Linked DNA regions of Mus musculus: region 1 is linked to region 2. Evidence: chromatin loops called from intact Hi-C (ENCODE). Cell type or tissue: left cerebral cortex. All regions are shown on one strand.

What was found. Hi-C counts contacts between places; a loop is a spot of excess contacts. Peaks named below come from ENCODE experiments on the same cell type or tissue, not always from the same donor. Only the 100,000 strongest peaks of a DNase experiment are listed, where the experiment ranks them.
Region 1: it touches region 2 in a loop (7-fold over the local background); 33 of 42 quality-filtered maps call a loop at or near these places.

What each region holds. Positions count from the first base shown.
Region 1 is chr6:120,185,202-120,193,201 of GRCm38, forward strand. The region is part of intron 1 of Ninj2 (ninjurin 2); the gene reads left to right. Among named protein-coding and RNA genes, the nearest start is that of Gm25327, 45 kb to the left of the region's middle. In left cerebral cortex, CTCF peaks have their summits at 3,250 and 4,112 (motif pointing right); DNase peaks (open chromatin) are centred at 2,652, 3,283, 5,406 and 7,228.
Region 2 is chr6:120,035,013-120,043,012 of GRCm38, forward strand. It overlaps Wnk1 (WNK lysine deficient protein kinase 1), which reads right to left and starts at 3,643. Exons shown (of 28, transcript NM_001199084.1): 1 at 1,862-3,643. The coding sequence starts at 2,620. In left cerebral cortex, CTCF peaks have their summits at 2,143 and 4,797 (motif pointing right); DNase peaks (open chromatin) are centred at 2,137, 2,438, 3,144, 3,769 and 1 more place; H3K4me3 peaks cover 5,055 bases; H3K27ac peaks cover 3,044 bases.

The DNA of each region.
Region 1 (8,000 bases), 150 kb after region 2:
CCTCAGCTACTGAAAGGCCACATGAGACAGTCTCCAAAAAAAAAAAAAAAAGCGCAGCTCTAGGACTGGGCTGGGGATGGAGCTCAGTTCAGAGGGTGGGAGGGGTTGCTTCCTCCTAAGAACAAGTTTCGTTTTTTTTTGTTGTTGTTGTTGTTGTTTTTGTTTTGGCTTTTCGAGACAGGGTTTCTCTGTATAGCCCTGGCTGTCCTGGAACTCACTTTGTAGACCAGGCTGGCCTAGGACTCAGAAATCCGCCCGCCTCTGCCTCCCAAGTGCTGGGATTAAAGGCATGCGCCACGCCCGGTTTACGCACAAATTTTTATCTTGGTCCCCACGACTGGAGAAAGACAGAGAATCTGCCAGTTTGCCAGGGCCTGATGCTGGGCTGTTTCCGGTACGATCCCTTGACCTTAGTTAAGAAGCTATTTTAGCTATTTTGTTGGGGGGTTTGCTCAATCCAGAGTAGGCCTACACTGACTTCTGGTGAGAAGGAAATCTTTCAGAGGAAGGTCCTTCCAGACATCAAAAGCAGAGAAGCAGCAAGGCTTTGTGGGGGCTCCAAGGTCACCCAGCAGAGATAGGGAGAGCCCCCTCCAGTCAGACCTCCCTGGCTCCACAGAGAACTCTGCCATTGCTGGCTTGCTCGCTCCCCCTCGGTTTCCTTCAGCTTTGTCTGCTATCAGAGGCACTGCTGAGTGCAGGCTGGGCTCAGTGACTGTGTCCTCCCATCTCACAGCGGCACTGGAAGCCTGAGAACTGAAGAGAGAGCGGTGCACCCGCCATGTGAGGTCTCCAGCTGCACCAGCTGGGCGAGGAAGGAATGAGGGCTGGGTGAGAGCAAAGCACCTGGGCTGGGTCAGGGTCCCAGGTGGGCACAGTCCTGCTGACTCATGCTGGCAAGTCAGTCAAAGGGGGCCCCTCAGGACTGTCGTCACCCCAGCACTGGGGACTCTGTGCTCCCTGAATCCTCTCTTGTTTATTCCCTCTATAGTCTATTTCATCTATGGCCAGTACCAAGGATACTGCAGTACAGCAAGCAAGATGCTCCATTGAAGGGGGTCTGGCACACAACTCCTCTTCCGTCTGCTAGGCCCTTTCTGAATGAATGCAGAGTTCATTCACTTGTTCATTAGCCCTGTCAGGTGAGGTGCTGCAGCACCGAGGGAGACAAAGTCCACAGTCCCCGCAGCAGCCGTTGGGGTGGCATGAAGGGTCATTTTATCTCCTGGCTTCCCCACTTTAGACACTTTATTCCCTGCTAACCCTTGCCGTTTTAGGAGATTAGGAGGGCAGGACTGTACGGCAGGCAGGGATCTTCACTGCATCCTAGATGTCTGCGTCTGATAGAAGGAGCTGGAGATGTGGTTTGTTGAACTGGACTGAATAGGCGGGCATCTTGGCAGGCTCTCTCCGGGCTGGATGGGGTGGAAAATTCAGCACCTTCCCCTTTTCCCATCTAGCTGACAGATACCATGGCCTGCTGGGGGTCTTCTCACCTGGACTACAGCCAGAAACTGTCAGTACTTCTTGTTCTAATTGCATTACATTCCAAACAAGAACTCTCGCCTTTTGAAATGTATGCTCTAGTGGGGAGGCCACACTCACTCTCATCGTGGTGTGCAATGTTGACTTTCAACTTCAGAACTAACTTCTGGGTTTGTTTGTCATTGTTTGGAGACAAAGGCATCTCTCTCTCTCTCTCTCTGTTTCTTTTCTTCCTTCTTTCTTTGTTTATTTTTTATTCTACATTTAGACTTCTCTCTGGATTCAGGTTCTCCATTACAGCTTGGAGAAATCCCGTGGCTCAGATGTACTGAAGTGGCAGAGCCCTTCAGCACCCATGACGCCTCAGCTCTGGTGTGGCCGAGGATGAAAAGAAAGGGGCCTCGGGCTCTCGGAGACAAGGCAATGGTGTGCCTATAATGGGTATAGGGGAGAGATGCTGCCACCCATCCTGGCTGCCAGGATAAAATGAAATCTGGGCTTCGTTTCATTGGTTTTCCTGTGGGAAAACCTAGAAATACTACATTAAAATTCTTTAGACTGGTCCTTTGAGGGTCTGTTTGGTTCTTTTTTGAGGCAAGATCTCTCACTCTTGAAGCCCAGGTTGAACTGGAACATCCTACGTAGCCCAGGCTAGCCTTAAACAAGCCTCTTACCCCAGCTTCCTAAGTACTGGGTTTGAAGGTGTGAGCCATAATTCTGGGTGGGCCTTTTGAGGTTTGTGAAAGCTGGGTGTAGTGGCTTAGCGACCCAGGTCCCAGATCCCAGGAACTCTAATACTTAAAAGCTGGGTGGTCCTGGCAACCTCACTGAACTGTTCTGACCCTTGGTTTCCGGGGAGCAGAGGGGGGGGGGAGGTGCTATTAAATGAATTAAAAGGCAAAATCAACATGAAACTGGCCAGCAGAGGCGCGCAGAAAGAGACTTCCAGGGCAGCCATGGATAGGGCAGTGGTCCTCATGCCCGGGCATCTCTCCTGATTGTCTGATTCAGTCAGAGAACCTGCCTACCCATCCCCCGCCCCTGTTGGGGATCCAGCCTACGAGTGAAAGGGAAGTGGTCTGTCACCAAGCCACGCCTCTGACCCAGCACCTTCGTTACTGTGTGCTCCCCGCTGCTTCTGCTTCCACATCAAATCCACACGCGTTGAGAACCATATTCAAAAAAAGAGCGCCGGCCTAAGGACTTCCATATGGGCACACAGCCCTTCAGATCTGACCTTTGGGCAGCCAATTTCTTGGAACTTCGGTTCCTTCACTTACAAATTTGGGACTAGTTCCATTTTCAGAGCTGTGCTCGGCAGGCAGCATTGTCTTTGTTGCTCTTTCCGTGTTAACTCTTTTACTTGGCTCTTAAAAGTAGGATCCACGGGGCAGCGGGGCAGCGGAGGTGGGCTGGGTGGACCTGGAGAATATTTGCTTTGGGGGAAACTCTAGAGCCAAAGTGGACTCTAGAGCTAAGTGCCAAATGGGGCTGAAAACCTCCAAGCAAAGTTCTGACCCAGAAAGTGCTCTGGTCTTGGGTGAGCACTGGGGGGTGGGGGGGTGGGGGGAACAGATAGATCCTTGGGCAGTTTGTGTGTGGTAAATCCACGGTTAACTGCACTCTGAGTAGTCTTTCCTAAAGGCCACTGGCCAAGTTCTGTTTGCAGGGGAGATGGGCGAGCTCTCCGCAAAGAGTAAGCAGGCCCCGCCGCGCTCTCCCACGCAGGTCCTCCCTTGCAGCCTCTCTGCACATTCTGCCTCCTCTAGTGGAGGACCAACCCTATTGTCGCCTGTAATTCTCACTTGGGTTTCCGAAGACTCAGATTCCTGCCGGGGAGGGGCTGAGCTAACCTGAGCCTCTCTAAGCAGTTTCCTGGCCTCCCCTGCGGGACAACCGCAGTCCCGCAGCCCTTCCCCCCAGCCCCCCCGAAGGCCACGCCCCTCATCTTTAATGTTGCACGGTCCAGGCCCAGTCCTGGGGCCTTGGGCAAGAGCTGGAGCCTCCCAGGGAGGTTGAATCCAAGGCTGGAGGAGCTTTCAGGGACAGTCAGGGATTATCACCAGAATAACACGCAAAAGACACCCCGCCCTACCGCGGATTAGAGGCTGTTGATTTTTAAGGGCAAGACGGCTGCTCTTGGCATGGAAGGCCAAGGGCGGCACAGTGGCGGCATGGGGCCTGCCCCAAACAGAGAGCCGCAGGAGTCTGCCCTTTTGTGGGTTTTGGCCTGAAGACAGTGACAGCACCGGGCCTGTCAGCCCTATGTGAGGATTACAGTCCAGGAGAGAAAAAGACAGTCCTTAGGGGTGGAGCAGGTTTTCCAACAGATGTCCCAAGCCACTCCCCTGTCCCGGAAGTGATGCCACACCCTAAAGCTCTTTTCTTTAATAAATTTGTGGGAAAGCAGTGTGTATTTGAGACACTTAAGTTTCTTCTCCAGCATCCTAGCACCAAACACTAGCAAGGGACTGAGCTCGGGGACTGTGCAACCCAAGAATATGCAAGAGAGGATCTTAAAGGTGGAGACAGCTTAAGTTCAAGACCAGCTGGGCTATGCAGTGAGACCGTGTCCAAAGGGGCAGGGAAGACAGCAGAAGAGGGAGCCATATAGAGGCCTAAAGAAGGCCAAAGGCCAACACAGACAGGGGAACAGAGCCTGTACCAAGGGAAGGGGTCTAGCAGAAAGAGGACACTTCCTCCAGGGGCATAGAGCAGACAGGCCTCCAGAACAGGCAAGAAGGGTGGAGTATGTTTAGGGAACTGTGACTAATGTGTACCATTGCTTCTCAGCATCCTGCTCCGGGCACAGGCAGAGCCTTCAAAAACGGTTAGCTGTTAGTCCGCCCCATGGGGAAGGGTGGGGAGAAGAGTAGGAGACAGGCTGGAGAGATGAGCAGCCCAGAAGGCAGAAGTCTGCAGGCCAAGAGCAGGAGCAGGGACCCTGGATACACAGTGTCATCACGCTTGGGCGAATATTTCCTTTTCTTGGGAGATTGGTGTGGTATGGCATGCCTTGGGTGTGGACAGAGGCTGTCCAAGGAGTGGAGAGGCATTACAAGTCTCTGGGGCTTGTGGAAAAGCTAAGTGGTGCCTACACCAAAAGTTGGGCTGGGACAGGCCCTGAGTCAGAAGAGATTATTTAAAATGCCTGTAGGGCCACATATGGGCGGATAATCCTGAGTTGGGGGTTTGTCTGCTTGTCTTCCATAAGTTCAATATTTCTCAAGGGCCTGCTTCCCATCCTTCCGCCCTCCACTTGGATGCTGATGATCAAACCCCATGGCCTCATGAATACTACAAGACAAGCATTCTACAAGGGAGCTTAAGCCCCAGCTATGCACAGCAAACAGGACAGATGTTCCCTTCTCACAGCAGAAGTAGCCAAGGTCGACCAGTTCTCCCAGATGCTTCTGTTAAATGTTTTAACATTTTCAATCCAAGGCAAACCTCTGTCTTCTTTGCCCACAGCAGTGCAGGGGTTGGGGACACATAGGCCTGGAAGACTCAGGCAAGTCTGGAGCAAGCTTCCCTGGGACTAAGGGCTAGACTTCCATTGAGCAGTGTGCCCTGACCAGACTATAGGATTACTTCCCTTCATCTGACTACCACCATGTAGTTCATCTTTAGGGTTCTTTGTTTTGTTTCTTTCCCAGGTTGTCCTTGCTTTTTTCCTGTCTCAGTCTCCTGAGTGCTGAGATTACAGACGTGCCATCCTGCATTGTTCATATGTTTGTCATTAGACCCTAAGCATGTTTTAGCTTCTGGAACATTGTAGGGGAGGGGTTAAGATGCTGACTCCAGTACAAAGGGAAGGGCACTCTACTGTGTGGTTTTCGGTGAGTTCCTTGAACTCTTTGCATTCTGCTCACTACATGGTGATGCTCTCATCTTTGCAGGGCTGAGTGAGGACTAAGCTGACTCATGTCCTGTATTTAACGCTGTGCCAGATATGTCCTCCATAACTATGAGCTACATGGTTCTAGGGTGTTGGAGCTACACAGCCACACAGTATATTGGGCCTACATGGGCTCCAGCGTATGTGCAACACAGTGGGGCAGGCCCATCACCTTCCCAAGCTGGACTCTGATAGGACAGCAGAACATCCCAACACCTACTTCAAACCCATGAGTAGAATAATTTTCCTGGGGTTACGGTTTAAACAAGCATTCTAGGATGGACCCACCCTTTCCTGGGGTAGGAAATCAGCCTCTGGAAGCCGGGGACTCATCGCCAACTTTCCAGGTGCTCTTAGAATCTCTAGGTGGCTTACTACTCCGAGGCCAACTGACAGGTCATCATTTGACCTACTCTCTGTGTAGCCGGGGTTTGAGCTGACACACAGAAGGACTGCCTGCATGGCTTTTCTCAAAACTGACAGGAGTGACTCATCCAAAGGTCACCAGTGCCTGGGGCTGCATGGGGCAAAGTGATTCACTGTCTCTAGCCTGGCCTGGCCCCACAGCTGCCTGGCCTTAATTCCTCTCAGCGGATAGTCTCAAGCCTGAGACTCTCCACCCAGAGGAGGGAGCCTCCTCCTTCTTTGATGGCTCTGCTAAAAAGAACTCAGCTCTGTACTTGCACAGACAAGGACAGGGTTGGGAGAGCTGGCCTGCTCACACACCAGCTTGATGGATCGGAGAAGGGACCAGGTCTCTACCTTCAGCTGGGTTCTGGGTCTTTTGTAGCCTCTTGGTAGAACAATTTTATCCAACTTCCATCACACACACACACACACACACACACACACACACACACACACACACCATGAGACAGCATCCATGTAATCTCATTTCTAAGAAAAAGCAGGATGAGATGGTGGACATCAAGGTCCCTGGTAACTAGAATGTCAATAGACAATGTGACAATGTGTTTACTTTTCTGTTAGAGCCAGTCCCTTCCTGTTTGCCTGAATTGAGTAAAGAAGCAAAAATACACAACGACAAAGATGAAGGGCTGAATTAAGAAGCTCACTTGAAGGGATAGGATTCCCAGGCTTGGGGTTGGGTGGGGCCTGGCAAGAGGGCTAAAGGGATTGCAAACTGGAATGGGGGAGGTGAGGCAAGAGCGGGGTTGGGGGGTGGGAATTAGGTCTTTGATGTGCTCACCCCCTACCTACCCACCTCAATCACAAACCCCACATACTTTAGTCCTGAAGGTACTCTGGGTCCCGGAATGGACCTCTAGGATTCCCTCAGCATAACCCTGCCCCTCGACTCACACCTACTACTGCTGCCTTCAGGTTCCCAGGCATCCCTGGCTGGCAGGATTCTCTGGGGCTGTTATATCTTGAACAGGGTCTCCTGGACCCTGGCCTCGGACTCTGTCCCTCTGTTACTAAGTGAGCGTATAGAATGAAGGAGAGCAGGTCCTGAGCAAGACTGAGAGATGACCATTGTGAGACAGATCTCACAATCTTGGATTCTGCCTTAACTTCCAGGGAAGAAGACTCACTCCGCCTCCCCACAGCCCATCTCCTCCAGAGGCCTGGTTTTTCTTCACGTTGTATAGATATGAAACTGAGCACCCATGCTCTGGGGAGAACTGAACCCCCATGCTCTGGGGAGAACTGAACCCCAAAGCCAGGAACCCAAGATCATGAACCGCCGCCTCCCTAGCAGGGTTTGAGCTGGGCGGGAACTTCCAGCCTTCTGGTCCAAGCTCTGCAGACGGGCCCTGGATGCTGTCCCTCGGCCCACGGGAGAGGCCAAGGCAAGTAGGAGCCAGGGATTCTGACTCCATGAAAGAATGACTCATGCTGAATGGCTCTGCTCCCTGATCCAGCCCACATTCCCGGGCCTTTGTTCTGACCCGCCGGGGCTCCGGCCTTAAAGGGCCAGATCTCCCAAGGCACCACCCTGTTGCAACCCCATGACCCTCGCTTAGCCAGATCCCTGATGGAGTTTCTAGTGGGCTAGGGAGAAGAATGCTATACTGCAGGATTTAGGGCAGTAAGTGGTTCTCAACCTGTGGGTCGAGACCCCTGTATTAGAAACCATACATTTACATTATGATTCAAAAATTGCAGTTATAAGTAGCAATGAAAATAATTTTATGGTTGGGGGTCACCACAACATGAGGAACTTGTATTAAAAGGCCAAAGCATTAGGAAGGCTGAGAAACACTGGTTTAGGACAGCGGATTCCATTCTCAGACCCAGCAGGTCGGGGGAGAGGGGCGGGGGGGGGGGGGAGAGGCGGGGGTTGGGGAGATAGAGACGGTAGGGTGTAGGGAATCTTTTCCTCACTTGCCAAGAACCGAAGAGATCAAAGCAATTTCCTCCAGAGTCTCACAGCCCCTCCCTCTGAGCACACCTTCCTCCCAGGCTGCAGGTCTGCTGCTGTTCCCACCTGGGGATCCCTCCATCATCTCCCTCAGATCCAGCTTCCTGTTCCTTCGTTTTGGTTTGCTATCTTTCTGTTTGGCCCAGGATGGCCTTAAACTCAAAAGCCTCCTGCCTCTGCCTCCCATATGTTGACATTATGGGCAATACCACCAGGTTCAGTACCACTGGC
Region 2 (8,000 bases):
GAGACAGGGTTTCTCTGTATAATCCTGGCTGTCCTAGAACTCACTTTGTAGACCAGGCTGGCCTCCAACTCAGAAATCCGCCTGCCTCTGCCTCCCGAGTGTCGGGATTAAAGGCATGCACCACCACATAGAAGCAAATTCCAAACATTATTCCTTTCACATTTCAAATGACCTTGGGACATTTGGAAACCAAGCTGTTTATTAATTCTTGGGTAAATCAAGTTCTGAGATTATTTCAGTTACTTTCCAATCCTATTTCAGTTTGGTCCATTTTCTTGACAAGAAATCAGTAGTGGCACTTTCATCTATGATGTAGCTGAAATTCTGCTTCCACCACAAATACATGCTCATTTCTGGATGTGAACAAGTGCTAACAAACCAATATTTATATAGATGCTTTATAATAACATTTATTTATCGCTATAATATATATTATATTATATTATATTATATTATATTATTTATATAAATATAAATTTATATAATAAATATAATAACATTTATTTATTGCTATAATTCAAGCAATTAGTAGTCCAAACTAATCTAGCATATACCTGCACTTTATTTATAACCTGAAAATTTCCCTGAGATTAAAAAAAAAAAGGAAGGAAGGAAGAAAGCACTGTAATCCCTCGGACTCTTGGGAAGTTTCATTTAAAAATCTTTTATATCCCTGGCATAGTGGCATTAACTTATAATTCTAATACTCTGGAGGCTGAGGCAGAGGGATCAACAAATTCAGGACAGTCTGGGCTATACTTTGGGACACTCACAAAAAGTCTTTTATAAGATATTACAACAATGATGGTATTATCACAACTTTCAAAGCACTTATACAATTTTGCATGGACTTTTACTATTCACTATGGACTGAATAGGATGAAGACAGACTAATGAACAGTGTCAGATCACAGCTAGCCATAAGGCTTAAGCACCTGTAGGTGGTTATATTGGTAGGTATATACTGTACCTTCCTACTCTGAAAGCACTTAAAGGGAAAGAGAGTTGGGAATCAGGGACTGGGTGGTTGTTTTGATGGTGGTGCAAGACTTTAATCCCAGCACTTGGGAGGCAGAGGCAGGTGAATTTCTGAGTTCGAGGCCAGCCTGGTCTACAGAATGAGTTCCAGGACAGCCAGGGCTATACAAAATCCTGTCTCGAAAAAACCAAAACAAAACAAAACAAAAAAGACAGTGTCTCACTACCCAGGCCAGACTGGCCTTGAACTTGAGGCTCTCCTGCCTCGACCAATAGAGTAAGTAGTTGGGATTTCCAGGCATGCCTTTATTAGCTACTATGCTATGATATTCTGCTATCAAGAAAGTTGTTCCTTAAAAGTACAGGGTCTTGTCTAACAATCAGATTTTAGAGATGGAAACACACAAGGCAGTTCATTATTGCAGAGGCTTAGAAGAGAATGAAGTGTACAGGAAAAAAAGGTTTGATATTTACTTAAAGCAAAAGAAAAAAAAAAAATTCCCAAAGGCTGAGGATATATTTAGCTCAGTGGGAAAGCACTTGTCCAGGCCCCACTTCTTCGATCCCCAACACGAAGGGAAACCCTTTTCCAATAATTCCATGTCTCCTGCCTGACATTAAACACACAAGTTTGTACTTAAATGACTCTTTTTACCCCTGGCTGATAACAATCCTTCTTGACACCAATAGTTCCTATCTTTTCCAAACACCTAACTAACTACAAGCTCCACAATCTCCCAATTTCAACCTCTTTGGACACTAGTCTTCCCGCCCTCTCAGAGTCAGAGAATTACAAGTAAAGAGTGAACTCGACAAACTGGCTTAACAGAGCCAAATTTGGGATCCAAACGACCGAATAAGAAAAAAGGGGGTGGGGCATTACCTGCAATTCACACCAGGCGACTTCCACAGTGGTTTCGGTGTCCAGACCTTTGTAGACTGTCTTAAAGGAGCCTCTGCCGATTTCGATGTCAAATTTGAGAAAGCGACCGTCATTGGACATTCCCACTGCCTTGGTCTCCAGCTCTTCGATATCATCCTGTTGCTGGCTCCTATCCTCCTGCGCCTCTTTGGCGCTGGCGCCACCACTGCCACTTCCACTTCTGGACGGCGGTGGCTCCTCTTTGCTCCCCACGAGGCTGGGCTGGGACACCGGGCGGTCTTTGCTGGTACTGCTGGGGACGGTCGTGGTGGCCGAGCCTACAACGGCTTGTTCCCCAGGGGAGGCAGCAGCCGAGGGTTGCTGAGACACCTGGGAAGCAACGGTGGCGGTCAAAGTTTCCTCTCTGTGAGGTTCGGGTGGAGCACTCTGGGGCACCACTGCAGGTACACTAGGTTGCGGGATAGAGAGAGGGAGGCCCGGCAGCTCCAACGCGGTGGCATTGGAGTCGCAGATGACGCTTCGGCGGAAGAATCGGTGCTCCGTGGGGGTGGTGGTGGCGGCCGCCCCACGACTGTCCTTGTCCATAGTGTGCCGGCGGCGCCGATATTCCTCCGTCCTGCCAACTCCCGAGTCGGCGACCGTAGCCCCCAGTTTCTCGCCCACGGAAGAATCGGAGCTTGAGCCATTCTTGGGGACGGGCGCCGGAGGCGTAAGGAAGCCCGGAGTGCCGCTTTGCTTCTCGGCGGCACCGTCAGACATGGTCGGTCCGATGGAGTGAAGAATGCGGGCTCGGATTTATGAATGAAAAGGGAAAAGGGTGACCCGGAGAAGCCACCAAGAAGTGCTGGGCAGCGCTCCTACGGCGGGCTCCGAACCACCGGACGACTCCCACTCAGCACTGACAAGGCGCCCCGAGGGCGACGCGGGACACTGAGTCCGGCTGCTGCGGCGGCTGCTGCTGCTGGCACCGAAGCTGCTGCGGCTCACGGGGCGGGCTCGTCGGCGGGCTAGGAGGGAGCGGAGCCACGGGGGTTAGCGCCGCACAGTCCGCATCCATCCTGCAGCGAGCGGAGGCCGGTAGGGCTGGGGCAGCAGAAGCGCCGCAGTCATGAGGAGCAGGGCGCGGAATTGGCTCCTGGGCGAGAGGATGCGACCCAAGTGAAGACGGCTAAGCTCCCTCCGCTGCCGCTGCCGCCGTCGCCGCCCGCCCGCCGAGCACGGCGGGATAGGCCCTGAGGGCGGAGGCACAGCGCGCGAGGGACGAGCCCCGACGCCGGGCGGTGGCAGCCCGGGGCACAGGAGTGGGAGGGGCCGCGCAGGGGAAGGAGGGCCGCGGCCCGGGTTCCCGGTCGCTCGCTCGCTCGCTCGCTCGCTCGGCCGCCGCCTCAGGCAGCACGCGCCCCGGAGAGGGGACCAGTCTCAGAGGGCGCCCATCACTAGATGCTGAGGGCCGAAGCCTCGAAGCCTCGAAGCCTGAGGAGCGGCCCCCCCCGTCCCCGAGGCCTCCCCGCCCGCCCCGGGCCTGGCGAACCTCTTCCCCTCTCTGGCCGGCGCCGGGGGCAGAGGAGGGAGGGAACTGTGGGGAGGGGAGGGCCGCTCACCGCGGGGCCCGGGCTCCGCTACTTCTCTGGCCAGGAGGAGAGGAGACCGAAAGAACTGGGAGGAGGGGGAGAGGGAGAGAAAAAGAGCAGTCACCCCACTAGGCGCCTTCTGTCAGCGAAGAAGGGAGTACGGAATAGCCGAGCAGAAGGAGCGCGTCCGCCCGGGAAAACTCTCCGCTTTAAATGGCGCCGATGTCTGAAGCCTCCACACAGCCCGCTTGGACCCCGCCCCCCGCCGCCCGGGGCGGCCCCGCCCACATCGCGCTCGGGGGGCTCTCGCGCAGGCGTGCCGAGCTCGAGGCACGATGGGATTTGTAGTTTCGCGGTGAAAACCGTGAAAGGAACCCGGGAGGAACGCGCCTACTACTTCCGTGATGCCCTGCGATTGCTCTAGCCTGGTGCCTCCTGGGAATTGTAGTTCCTTTTTTTGAAAACCGCCCCATCTGAAAGCCTGATGGGAGCGTCATCGTGGGTCGCTCAATTCCGTTCCAAACTCAGTGCTCGCTATCAAAATCATTATTTAGGAATCAATTGCAAAAGAAGAGAAGAAAGGAGAAGAAAAGAAAGGAGAGAATGAGAGACTTCCGTCATGTTCTGCTTAGATAGCTCGTAGAGCTGCCATGCAATGAAAAATGATGTTGTTCGTCTTTAATGGAGAGCCTCCTTAGTGTTGTGACTAGGGGTGTGGGAGTGGAGAAGGAGGTAAAGCTGAATAACCTGAGCCTGAATTCGAAGACTCCCAGAAAACTTTGTGAAGAGTGCACATACCATCACTGTTGATTAGATGGGTGAGGGTAAACAAAATATATTCCATCCTTCTCTTCTTCACAACAACTAAAGCCGCATGCTCATCTCCAGTTTCCAAACAAGTACTTTGGCTGCAAAGATGGGCTGCCTACTAAATAAAACCCAGGATCAGAGCGAACCTCTTTGCTTTGCCGGAAACTTAACGGGAACGGGAGGTGTAGGGGGCGGGGAGAGGCGGGTGACAAGCATGGGAGGAGGTCGAGTTCGAAGATATTCTACATCTTTAATCTTTGATTACAAACTTGAGAGGACATAGTTGACTTTTGCCTCTATATTTGAGTAAAAATTATTTTCCTTTTGTTTTCTTATACCCTGCCTCGGTGGCTCAGTAAAACATCCCCTTTCTGTACTACACTTGCATATGTACACATATGTAATTTATACCAAGGCGCGGATCTCCGGAAACCTAGATCCGTGCAGTTTACAGTAATGGAATTCTTCTCTTCAAAATATCTTTAGTGCTTCCTGGACCACCTTTGCTACTACGTAAGATTATAGTTGTGATGAGCACCAGGGGGCACCAGACAGAGTAGGAAACCAAATTTATGAGCCAGATGGCAGTTACAAGTCTTAACCCAACCGGTGAGAGCGGGAAGCGCTTAAACGTACGCAACCGCACCCGAGCGTGAATACGCTGCAGTCGCAGCCCAGGACTGGAGCGAGCTCTGAAGCGCGTTTTCCTTGTCCAAGACTATATGAGAGGATCTCTGAGTGATTTGGAAGCGGCTAAACGGAAGATTCCTTGACTCAGTGTATCTAGATAAACTTCGCATAGAGAAGTCTTGCTATACAATTAATATTAACTTATCAGAAACGTTTAAAAAGAAGTCAGCACGTTTCCTTTTTTTTTTTCTTGCCGAAATCTACCATGTAAGTTTTAGTGTTTGTTTGAACCCTATGGCTGTTAGATTTAATAAAGAAGGCAGGTTGTGAACAGTTTGAAATACAAGTGCAGAAGGGGCAGGAAGAATACTGAAATATTAGTGCTCTACTGTTTTAGAAAATCATTAGTTCACTTTATTAATGGTAAGTCTGTTTTAGTACATTTAATTAGTGGTTTATCTCCAGTGATAAATCTAATGTCAGCAAATGAAGAAGTAACTATGAAGTGCATTTTTCTTGTACTTCTTAAGACTGTTGATTATAATTTTCTCAAAGTTGCTTTACCAGAGAAAACTTTGTTTATAACACAAAGAAACTTAATTATACAGTGGTGGGTTTTTAAAAGACCAGTAAATCACAGTTTTTTTTTTATTTATTGTATGTTTGTTTCTATAAAAAGAAATTAGGATATTTCTGTCCAGGTGGTTCTGAAACAATTTTATCGTTGTTGCTTATTCTTATTTACTAAACCCTGCAACTTTGGTCACATGACAATGGGCACAACTTCCTTAATATATATAATATAGCCATGACCTGTCAACACATCATTTCAAGCAAGAATACCTAGTCATTATAAATAACCTACTAATCATTGACTTTAAAAACCACACTTATCCACATGACAACTTTTCCTACTTAGCTTTACTAGGAAAACAGATACAATGGTGAGTATCGTCGCTGTGTGGGACGGTTAGACTTAAAGGTTGAACTATAGTATGGAGATTTACTACGCTCACATGTTCATCTCTCTTTATAATGATTAAATCCGTACTAAGTTCCCTGTTATTCTTGACTATAATTCCAGATCATACTTTCCCTTTCTCTGGAGTTTGTTTTCAAGTTCTCTCCCGTCCACACAAACCAGCAAGAGACTAAATAGAAGTGTGTGGAACGGACAGCCAGGGTTATACAGAGAAACCCTGTCTTAAAAAAGCCAAGAAAGAAAGAAAGAAAGAAAGAAAGAAAGAAAGAAAGAAAGAAAGGAAGAAAGAAGTGTGTGGAAGAGCTTAGTATACACAAATGCACTCAGAATGAACATCTGAAGCACTGGCATTTGGGTGACCAAGAATGCAAATCTGTTTTTCTTCTTCAGTGTGTTGATTCATGCTTCTCTCTTCCCATTGATAACTTACAGGCAATAAAAGTCGGCAACAGCTTTAAGGTAGACAGTGGCTGAAATGAACTGAACACATACTTGATCTAGAGTATGGTACAGTTCCCGGTAGCTTCCTGGATGTGGCTTATGGAGGGCCTCTTTCCCTTTTTTTTTTTTTTTTTCTTTTTTCTTTTTTTTCCCTCCTTTTCCATGTTCCTTTGACTTGCGTGTGAATGAGTTTTGTTTCATTCCTGTCATTCCCAACTGTGCTTGGCCTTCTTTTAAGCTCTCGCTTGTGTTTACTGTTTTACAAAAGCTCACTATGTACAGGTTGAATGCTGGATAGTATGGATCTCAACTTCAAGTATGAATGTCAGTCAAGAAACCCCTCTGACTTCTTTATCTAGAAATAATCTCCTCTTCCCTCAAATTTCATTATCCCTTATTTTCACCTCTGTGTCATAGATCACCTTCTAAAATGATTTGGTTTTATTTATGATTCCTTGACTCAGTGTATCTAGATAAACTTCACATAGAGAAGTCTTGCTATACAATTAATATTAACTTGTCAGAAACGTTTAAAAAGAGGTCAGCACGTTTCCTTTTTTTTTTTTCAGTCTTCACTCACTTTGTTCTGTAAAATAATGTCTACCATTGATCAGACAGTTACTTATATGTCAAGATCTTTACACAAACAGGCCTATCTGAACTTCGTAACTACTTCACAGGAAGTAAGCTTTTTAATCTTCACTTTATAAGCAAAACCCTAAGGAGTAAACAGATTAATGTGGAGAGATGGCTCAGAGGTTAAGAGCATTGATTGCTCTTCCAATGGACCCTAGTTTGATTCCCAGCACTCGCATGGTGGCTCACAACTGTCTGTAACTCCAGCTCCAGGGCCCCCAATGCCCTCTTCTGACATCTATGAGCACCGAAGACCCTCTTTAATTAATTAGTGGATCAATTAATCAATGAAACAACAAGGCTGTTGAGTAGTTGTTCATAGACCATGCCAATTTCAGAAGCTTTTTCTGACCCACACATCGCATTAGGATAGCTAAGACTGTAGAGCATTTAGGAAGAAAACCAAGCTGATCATTACTAAAACAAAACTCTACCAATACTAACACTGGCAACATTAGGATTATCCAAAGCCACTGCTTCACATGCCCAAGTACACTAAGCTGATTTAACTTCTGTAGAAGAGGAGGTTACACTTCTCAGAGAACTAAATTATGGATTGGGAATGCAGCTCAGTGGCCGAACGCATGCTGCCGTGCGTATGGCCTTCTTGTGTCAGATCCCTAGTACGGCAAACACACACACATGCAGATTAAATAAACAAATTAAATAACTCTTTGATTGACCTCTGGTGTTCTGTGTGTTCAGAAAGAGAAAAAAAAAAGCAGGTGTAATATACCTTTGGTTATTGTGAAATTTAAGAAGCTAATGTGATATACAGGATGGTGCATGGTCTACAGAGGAACCTCCACCCGACTAGGAGTGGGAATTTCCCTTTTTGCAACTAAGCTGAGTTAACAGACAAAGCCATGAGGAGAGATGAATGAATGACAGCTGAGAGATATTAGTCAAATTCCACAGGGTTAAGTTATTATGAATCAGAGGTGTCAAGTCCACTCCCAAGGCTCCTAAGAGCAGCTTCTAGTCTTGCAGGAGTATCTAGTTAGGAGGACAAATGAGAAGCAGCTTAGAGGAAGGAGGAAAGGGGAAGTGGTTACTCCTTGCAGAGGGT